Linked DNA regions of Homo sapiens: region 2 is linked to region 1. Evidence: read pairs that join two places in POLR2A ChIA-PET (ENCODE). Cell type or tissue: IMR-90. All regions are shown on one strand. Links, peaks and the distances in the headings refer to the core of each region. The heading gives the core; the rest is flanking DNA.

Region 1 (4,380 bases), core at 332-4,331:
AAAAATACAAAAATTAGCTGGACATGGTGGCACGTGCCTGTAGTCCCAGCTACTCAAGAGGCTGAGGCAGGAGAATCGCTTGAACCCTGGAGGCAGAGGTTGCAGTGAGCTGAGATCACGCCACTGCATTCCAGCCTGGCGACAGAGCGAGACTCCGTCTCAAAAAACAAAACAAACAAACAAACAAAAAACAGCTTAAGTCCTCCCTGCCATCCATGAGGCCCCACACAGGATCAGACACACAGCAAGTGCCTAATCAATGTTTGCTACATAAATATATAGTAGAATGAGGGAGGGCCAGGAGCACCCCAGGGAGCTCAGAACTCCAACGCTTCTTCCAGGGCCAGCCAGTGACCTTCAGTGAGGAAGTCTTCTTGGCCCAGAAGCCTGGGGCACCTCTGCAGGCCTTCCACCGGCGGGCTGTGCACCTGCAGCTGTTCAAACAGGTATGCCAGAGCCCTGAGGGTCCAGCTGGGACTGGAGGTGGACTGCTGAGTCCCCGAGGGCTTGTCTGAACTGGCAGGGTTGAGGGCAGACTCCTGGGTCCCTGAGGGTATAGCTGGAGACAGTCCAGCAGGATCCCCTACTCCAGGGTTCCCAAGTGGGGAAGGACTGAACTCCTGGATTCCTAAAGATGGGAGCCCCCGGCTGGGCACAGTGGCTCATGCCTGTAATCCCAGCACTTTGGGAGGCCGAGGCAGGCGGATCACGAGTTCAGGAGTTCAAGACCAGCCCTACCAATATGGTGAAACCCCATCTCTACTAAAAATACGAAAATTAGCTGGGCGTGGTGGCGTGCGCCTATAATCCCAGCTACTCAGGAGGCTGAGGCAGGAGAATCGTTTGAACCCGGGAGGCAGACGTTGCAGTGAGCTGAGATCACACCACTGCACTCCAGCCTGGATAATAGAGCGAGACTCCGTCTCAAACAAAACAAAACAAAACAAAAACATGGGAGCCCCCAACTCCTGGGTTCCTGGGGGACAAGACCTACTCCTAGGTCCCTGAGGGAAATCAGGGTGGGACCAAATTCGCAGGTCCCTAAGCAGGTGTCTTTCTGGGACTGGGGTGGCGGTCCAAGCTGGACTCCAGAGGGGATGGGTCCTGACTGTGAAATCCCAGGATTTCCTGAGTCCTAGGGATATGGGTGGGGGGGCGGGGTGGCACATAGGGCTGGACTTCTAGGCCCCTGGGAGAAGGTAGCTTGGACCACAAGATCCCTAAAGATGGGGTCCACCTACTCTTGATTCAATGAGAGCGGGTGGGTAGTTCTAGAGGGGGCAGAAATCAATTTCTGGGTCCCTGAAAGGGGCAGGGCTTGGTCCCTGGGGACAGGTCCTGACTCGGGGAGGGAGGAGAAGGTAGGATCTCTGGTTTCTAAAGTGGGCTCCGGGCCGGGGACAGTGGCTTACGCCTGTAATCCCAGCATTTTGGGAGCCCAAGGCAGACGGATCACCTGAGGTCAGGAGTTCGAAACCAGCCTGGCCAACATGGGGAAACCCTGTCTCTACAAACAATATAAAAGTTAGCTGGGCATGGTGGTGCATGCCTGTAATCCCAGCTACTTGGGAGGCTGAGGCAGGAGAATCACTTAAACCCGGGAAGCGGAGGTTGCAGCGAGCCGAGATCACGCCACTGCACTCCAGCCTGGGTGCCAGAGCAACTCCATCTCAAAAAATAAAAATAAAAAATAAAGTGGGCTCCAGTTTCCCAGGTGCTTGGGGGTGGGCAGGTTGGAGGCCAGAGATGGCTTCTACATCTTGACAGCAGGCAGGCTTCGAAGTGCTGGCATTCAGATGTGTCTCCTGCTGTTTCTGATTTACTGTCCCCCACCCCAGTTCATCGAAGCCCGGCTGGAGAAGCTCAACAAGGGGGAGGGCTTCTCAGATCAATTCGAGCAGGAGATCACTGGCTGCGGGGCCTCCTCAGGTGAGCCCTGAGTCCAGCCCCTGGGTCCCCCACTACCCGCCACCAGCACCCCCAGCCTCAGCCAGCCTTCGGTGACCACCACACTCTCTCCTTACCCCAGGGGCCCTTCGATCCTATCAGCTCTGGGCCGACAATCTAAAGGTAAGACCACCAGAACAATAGGCCGTGGGCGTTGGCTTAGGCCTGTAATCCCAACACATTAGGAGGTGGAGATAGAAGGATTGCTGCGACCAGAAGTTTGAGACCGGTTAGGGCAACGTGACGAAACCCCATCTCTACTGAAAAAAAAAAAATTCGCTAGGTGTAGCTGTAGTCCCAGCTACTCGGGAGGCTAAGGTGGAAGGATGGCTTGAGCCCCAGGAGGTGGAGGTTGTAGTGAGCCGAGATCATGCCACTGCACTCCAGCCTGGGTGACAGAGCAAGACCCTGTCTCAAAAACCACTTTGTTGCCTGGGCACGGTGGCTCATGCCTGTAATCCCAGCACTTTGGGAGGCTGAGGCAGGCGAATTGCCTGAGGTCAGGAGTTTGAGGCTGAGGCGGGCGGATCACAAGGTCAGGAGATCGAGACCATCCTGGCCAACATGGTGAAACTCTCTCTCTACTAAAAATACAAAAATTAGCCGGGTGTGGTGGCAGGCGCCTGTAGTCCCAGCTACTCGGGAAGCTGAGGCAGGAGAATCGCTTGAACCAGGGAGGTGGAGGTTGCAGTGAGCCGAGATGGCACCACTACATTCCAGCCTGGGTAACAGAGCAAGACTGCATCTCAGCAAAAAAAAAAAAAAAACAAAAAAAAACTGTTCTTTGAGACTCCATCTCAAAAAAAACAAAAACAAAAACAAAACACTTAAGTGTGTCTCATTGGATTAATTTAACTCCGCAAGTCACCAGGTAGGGTCATGACTACGATCATGTTCATTTATAGAGGTGAAAAAATGGAGACTCAGAGAGGGAAAGGGGCTTGATTGGCATCACACAACCTGGGATGGGGAGGTGGGATCTGGCCCTAGCCTCTCCCCCTTGGTATCTTCTCTCCCGCAGAAAGGTGGTGGCGCCCTCCTGCACTCAGTCAAGGCCAAGACCCAACCAGCCGTCAAGAACATGTACCGCTCGGTGAGGCTGAGCTGGACAGGCCACTCTTGCTGGGGTGACGAGGGGGAGGGGACAGAGGACACTTTGACCTCCCAAGGATGGAGTATTTTGACCCTGGCAGACACTTTAAACACAAATGATTTAATCAGAACTGAACCAGCAGTTAAACCATTAACAACTCTTCCCCCTTTTATTTTTTATTTATTATACTCATTTTTTGTTGGAATCCTACCCGCCCCCCTCCGCCCCGCCCACGGCCCCTTTAAAATTGACAGCCAAGATTTGCTGGCAAACATTCTTTTTGTCCTTGGATGCTACAATTCCAGGTTCTGCCTTTTATCTCCCAAGCTCAGAAGTTTCCTGGGGCCAATTTTTGCAGCTCAAAATTGTCCGTGCGATTTTGTTCTTCACCGCTTTGAAACAGGAACACCTTGCCCTGTTGCTTTGCCACTCCCCATTTTCTTTGGGGATGACTGCCTCCAGGAATACTCATTTTATATTAGTCAAAGGGGTGAAAGTTTGCATTGACTTCTTAGGTGGTGTATGGGGGGTGGTGAACGTATTTGAGACATGCAGATGGCAAAAAAAAAAGCTATCTTAGGGGACAGAAGGCTGAGCTCTCAAATGCCCAGGATCCCACCACCCTTGGGTAATTCTCTGTCCACTCCTTTATAGGCCAAGAGTGGCTTGAAGGGGGTGCAGAGCCTTCTAATGTATAAGGTAAGATCAACTGGCCGGGTGCAGTGGCTCACCCCTGTAATCCCAGCACTTTGGGAGGCCGAGGCAGGAGGATTGCTTGAGCCCAGGAGTTTGAGACCAGCTTGGGCAATATAGTGGGGCCTTGTCTCTACAAAAAAATAGTTAAAAATTATCTGAATATGGATTGCTTGAGTCTAGAAGGCGGAGGTTGCAGTAAGCTGAGATAGCGCCACTGTACACCAGCCTGGGTGACAGAGAGACCCTGTCTCAAAAAAAAGAAGACTGTGGCTGGGCACGGTGGCTCACGCCTGTAACCCCAGCACTTTGGGAGGCCGAGGAGGGTGGATCACTTGAGGTCAGGAGTTCTAGACCAGCCCGACCAACATGGTGAAACCCCATCTCTACTAAAAATACAGAATTAGCTGGGTATGGTGGCGCACGCCTGTAATCCCAGCTACTTGGGAAGCTGAGGCATGAGAATCGCTTGAACCTGGGAGTCAGAGGTTGCAGTGAGCCGAGATGGCACCACTGCACTCCAGCCTGGGCAACATGAGTGAAGCTTCATTTCAAACAAAAAAAAAAAAAGACTAACTAAAGACCAATGGTAGGGGGTGGTGGGGAGACTCTGTGGCAGAGGTTCCCAGTTCACTCTTCTCTTCCTA
Region 2 (4,380 bases), core at 210-4,209, 510 kb after region 1:
AATGCTGCTTGTCCTTCTGTCCAGACAGCCCCTCTCCCAGCAGCATTCCCTGATTCACTCCCTTCACAGCCTCACTGGGTTGGAAGCCCCAGCTCTATGTTCCCAGGGCCTGCTGTGCCTCCCCTGTGTCATATGTTCAGATAAGGTGTGATGGGTGCTCTAGACAGACAGGGACGTGTCTCCAGAGGCCGACGCAGTGCTTAGTGCACAGTGGGTGCTGGGATGTGTGGAATTGCTGAGGGAATATTAGGATTGAATCTTTTCATCCTCTGTGCAGCTGGCAGAGTGGTTCCCAGGCTCAACTAGGTGGGACAGAGCACCCTGACAGCCATAGCCACGTGAGGATGACTGGGTGGAGGTGGGGGGGCAGGCCAAGCAGGTCTAAGGGGTTCCCAACATCTGGCAGAAGTTGGAAAGGAGAGCAGAGATGGCCAAGCTTCCTGTGCTGGGGCTGGCTTGCTTCTTAGCCTGTCTGTGCTCATCGCTGGGGCTGCAAAGACCAGGACCAGGACACCGGCCCTGTCCTGGGGAATCCCAGCTGGTCCCATTTTGCATCGGAGCCTCACAAGTGGGTTGAGGGTAGCAGGGGATGGGAGGGAGAGCCAGCACCGTGGGCCCGGATGCCAGCAGGGGCTCACTCCTTTCAGTTTCTGGCCAGGCCATCTTCCCTTGCTGTTTTCCTGGGGTACCAGGGGGCAGCAGGGGACTCTCCCTGGCCTGGGTCTGTGATCATCACAGGATCACAATTGTTGGGCTCAGGCTGGGTGCTGTCTGGGCATGTGAGCTGAGGAGGTTCGCAGGGTAGAGGATGCTAGATGGGACGAGGGTTCTGAATTCAGCAGCAGCCATGTGGGACTTGGTGCACAGTGCCCCTGAAGGCCATGGTGAGGCCAGAGAAGAAGTATGTGGTGGGCCAGAGCACTTCACACATTGTTTGAGGTGACTTGTGTCCAAGGAAGAGGGGCTCAGAATCTCCCCCGCTTCACACACCAGTGTTGTCCACAGTGGTCCTTGAAACGTCATTCTCAGGCCTCATTGTGGATGTCCCTGGAAATGGGGGGGACTCCCTAGTCAAATAACTTTGAGAAGCGTCTGGTCAAATGAGTTTCTTTCCTTTCTCTCTGTTTTTGAGACAAGGTCTCACTCTGTCACCCAGCCTGGAGTGCAGTGGCACGATCATGGCTCACTGCAGCCTCTAACTCCTGGGCTCAAGCAGTCCTCCCACCTCGGCCTCCCAAGTAGCTGGGACTACAGGAGTGCGCCACCATGCCTGGCTATTTGTTTGTTTTTTGTAGAAATAGGGTCTCATTATGTTGCCCAGACAGGTCTTCAACTCCTGGGCTCAAGTGATCCTCCCTCGTCACCCTCCCAAGTGCTGGGATTACAAACATGAGCCACTGTGCCTCGTATTGGTTTTCTAATCTCTTAATATACGGATGTGTAAAGTCAATCTCCAGACAGACTGCATTTTTTACAAACTAGGTTTCAACAGGGAGCATGTTACAGGACCAAAAACAAAAACAAAAAACCCAACCACTTGGTTGACAGATTCTGGGTCAAATAGTCTGCATTTGACTCCTATTTTAATATTAAAGGTCTTCATGGTGGGTCTCTAGAAATCTGCAGTGGTGATCTTCCCTTGACCTGTGAAAGAAAAGCTGGGCTAGGAATTGAAGCAGGTTGTTGAAGCCTCCCTACTTCTGGCCGCCTGTCCATTCCCCAAACTTGAGTTGGAGGTAGCGGTGTTCACACGCTGCTTCCTCACTGGTATAGCCAGAATCAGCCTGGTGATAGGGAATGGCTACGAACAGCAACCCGTGTGTCTGGTGGTCGGGGGCAGTGGGGCGGTCCTGCCTGGAATGGGGCTTGTGTGTCTTGTCTGTTTGCGATAGCCGTGCTGATTTGCAGTTGATCAACCTTTGGCCTGAGTAGAAATGCAGCGTGAGTAACTGACGCTCTGTGTTTTGGGTGCAGATGTGACTAAAGCTCATTTCTACATGTTAGTGCAGTGGCTGGGTCAGTCATGAATGCCAGACCTGCCATCAGCAGGGGTCCCAATGGGCCGAGATGGGCCAAGTTCATCTCCTATTGCTGTATCCTCTTGGTTCCGTTCCTCTGGAGAGCCCTGACCATGGCTCCCTGGGTCCTTGTCCTTGCGGCGTGTGACATTTCATTCACCCTCTAACTGCCGGTTGAGTGCCTGTTAAGTGTGAGGCTCTGTGTTTGGCACTGAGAATACAGAGAGAAACGGAACAGACGAGGCCCCACTTTCTAGAACTTACATCTAGGGGTAGATGCTGTCACCACACACCCCTCTGGGAGTGCCAGGGCTCCACAGTGCCTGGTCACCAAGTGCAAACACGCCCCTCCCTTTCAGTCAGATGTTTTCTCCTGAAGCGTCTGCCCTCAGCTTCCTGTTCTCCACTCTTCCTGTGGCGCCCTGCACAGAATGAGGGCTTAGTAAATATTTGTGAGTACGTAGCAGCTGGTGTTGTGTAGATGAATGACAGAGAGAGGGCCTAGTTCAAACACTCATTGCAGGGTGTTGATGCGGTGTACGCTGGGTGATAGGCTGTTTCAGCTGCTGTGGCCGTGGTCTCCGCGTGCCCCGTGGCAGGATATAAGGCCTGCTCGGGAGGGAGTGCAGCAGGGCAGGCACGCCTCTCACAGTGGGAGCTTCCTGAAGGAGATGGTGTCTGTGCAGGAGTAAGCACTGGCCATGGAAAACAAGGGGAACCACGCGCTCTTGGTAGTGGGACTAAACCAAGCAGAAGTCCAGAAGTGCACCCTAAGTGTGGGACGTGCAGCGACAGCGGGCTTTTCAGTGCCACCACAGTGGGAGGTGGAGGGTGAGTGGCTGGATGTGGCCTGTCTCAAGGTGCTCAGCCTCTAGTCTGTGGGAGACACTGCAGTTTTGTTTTGTTTTGTTTTGTTTTGTTTTGTTTTGAGACAGAGTTTCACTCTTGTTGCCCAGGCTGGAGTGCAATGGCACCATCTCAGCTCACTGCAACCTCTGCGTCCCAGGTTCAAGTGATTCTCCTGCCTCAGCCTCTTGAGTAGCTGGGCTTACAGGTTGCGCCACCACGCCTGGCTCAGTTTTTGTATTTTTAGTAGAGAAGGGGTTTCTCCATGTTGATCAGGCTGGTCTCGAACTCCCGACCTCAGGTGATCCTCCCGCCTCGGCCTCCCAAAATGCTGGGATTACAGGCATGAGCCACTGTGCCCGGCCGACACTGCAGTTTTTGTTTTGTTTTGTTTTGTTTTGTTTTGAGATGGAATCTCGCTCTGTCACCCAGGCTGGAGTGCAGTGGCGCAACCTTGGCTCACTGCAAGCTCAGCCTCCCGAGTTGCTGGGACTAAAGGCACCTGCCACCACGCCCGGCTAATTTTTTGTATTTTTAGTAGAGACAGGGTTTCACCGTGTTAGCCAGGATGGTCTCAATCTCCTGACCTCGTGATCCCCCCACCTCGGCCTCCCAAAGTGCTGGGATTACAGGTGTGAGCCACCGCGCCCGGCCAACACTGCAGTTTTAAGTGTGTGTTTCATGATAGTGCTTCTGGCTGCTCTGTGGAGGCCAGATCTAAGGGAGTGAGAGTAGAGGCAGAGAAGGAAAGGAGGGCTGAATGGTGGCAGGGGTGGGTACAGGAACAAGAGATGGGAGGCAATTGTGGAGGATCTGATTGGACTCCACCCTGGCTTTCTGTTCTCTGGGTGGCTCCTTTCAGAGCTTGACCCTCACGTCCCCTTCCATAGCCTCCCTCTGTCTCCAGCTGGGTCACATGTCCAGGCACAGGACAGGGTTGCTCCATCAGAGGGGCCCTCTCCTGGCCCATGCCCCTCAGCCCTGCCGTGTGTCCAGAAGGCTCCGGGCAGCACCTTGGCACCACAGCCTGCCCAGGCCTCCCATAGTTACTCAAATAGCTGCAGTCCCTTCCGTGCACCTGCAGATCCACCGACACGGTTCTCAACACCAGCGCGCACTCCTCTCCCATCCAAATGGTTCTCTCTCTTCTAGCCCTTCCTTACTAGCCTGGCACCAAGTGTCTTCGCCTCACATTTTCACTAATGTCCTCCTTCCCTCCCCCTTCATGAAGTGTTTGTTGAATCCATAAAGTGTGCCAAGTACTGTTCTCAGGCCATGGGGTACCCAGGGGAACAAAGCAGTCTCGGATCTTATGGAGTTTATATCTTAATGGGTGAGACAGACCATAAACCCATCAATATGGAGTGGATCAGGCAGTGACACTTGCTGTGAAGAGAAAGAAAGCATCTTAGCGTCACTTTGAGGCCTGTCCAAGGTCTCTTCCACAGATGCTGGAGTGCAGCATGTGTGTAATTCAGTCTGCAGTGGCTGGACCGCGCCTCTCTCAGGCCAGAGT

The links. Peaks named below come from ENCODE experiments on the same cell type or tissue, not always from the same donor. Only the 100,000 strongest peaks of a DNase experiment are listed, where the experiment ranks them.
Region 2: POLR2A ChIA-PET joins it to region 1 with 11 read pairs; 2 of 35 experiments call an interaction of 5 or more read pairs at or near these places.

What each region holds. Positions count from the first base shown.
Region 1 is chr19:6,468,955-6,473,334 of GRCh38, reverse strand. DENND1C (DENN domain containing 1C) reads left to right here. Exons shown (of 23, transcript NM_024898.4): 15 at 342-446; 16 at 1,839-1,929; 17 at 2,030-2,070; 18 at 2,969-3,040; 19 at 3,695-3,739. Among named protein-coding and RNA genes, the nearest start is that of CRB3, 6.9 kb to the right of the region's middle. In IMR-90, for the core only: no CTCF peak of the experiment used is centred there; no DNase peak of the experiment used is centred there; H3K27me3 peaks cover 255 bases.
Region 2 is chr19:5,960,300-5,964,679 of GRCh38, reverse strand. All of the region lies in intron 1 of RANBP3 (RAN binding protein 3), which reads left to right. Among named protein-coding and RNA genes, the nearest start is that of RANBP3, 16 kb to the left of the region's middle. RefSeq lists enhancers at 104-654, 655-1,206, 1,340-1,987, 2,582-2,801, 3,285-3,934 and a silencer at 2,262-2,311. In IMR-90, for the core only: no CTCF peak of the experiment used is centred there; a DNase peak (open chromatin) is centred at 2,469; H3K27ac peaks cover 2,696 bases.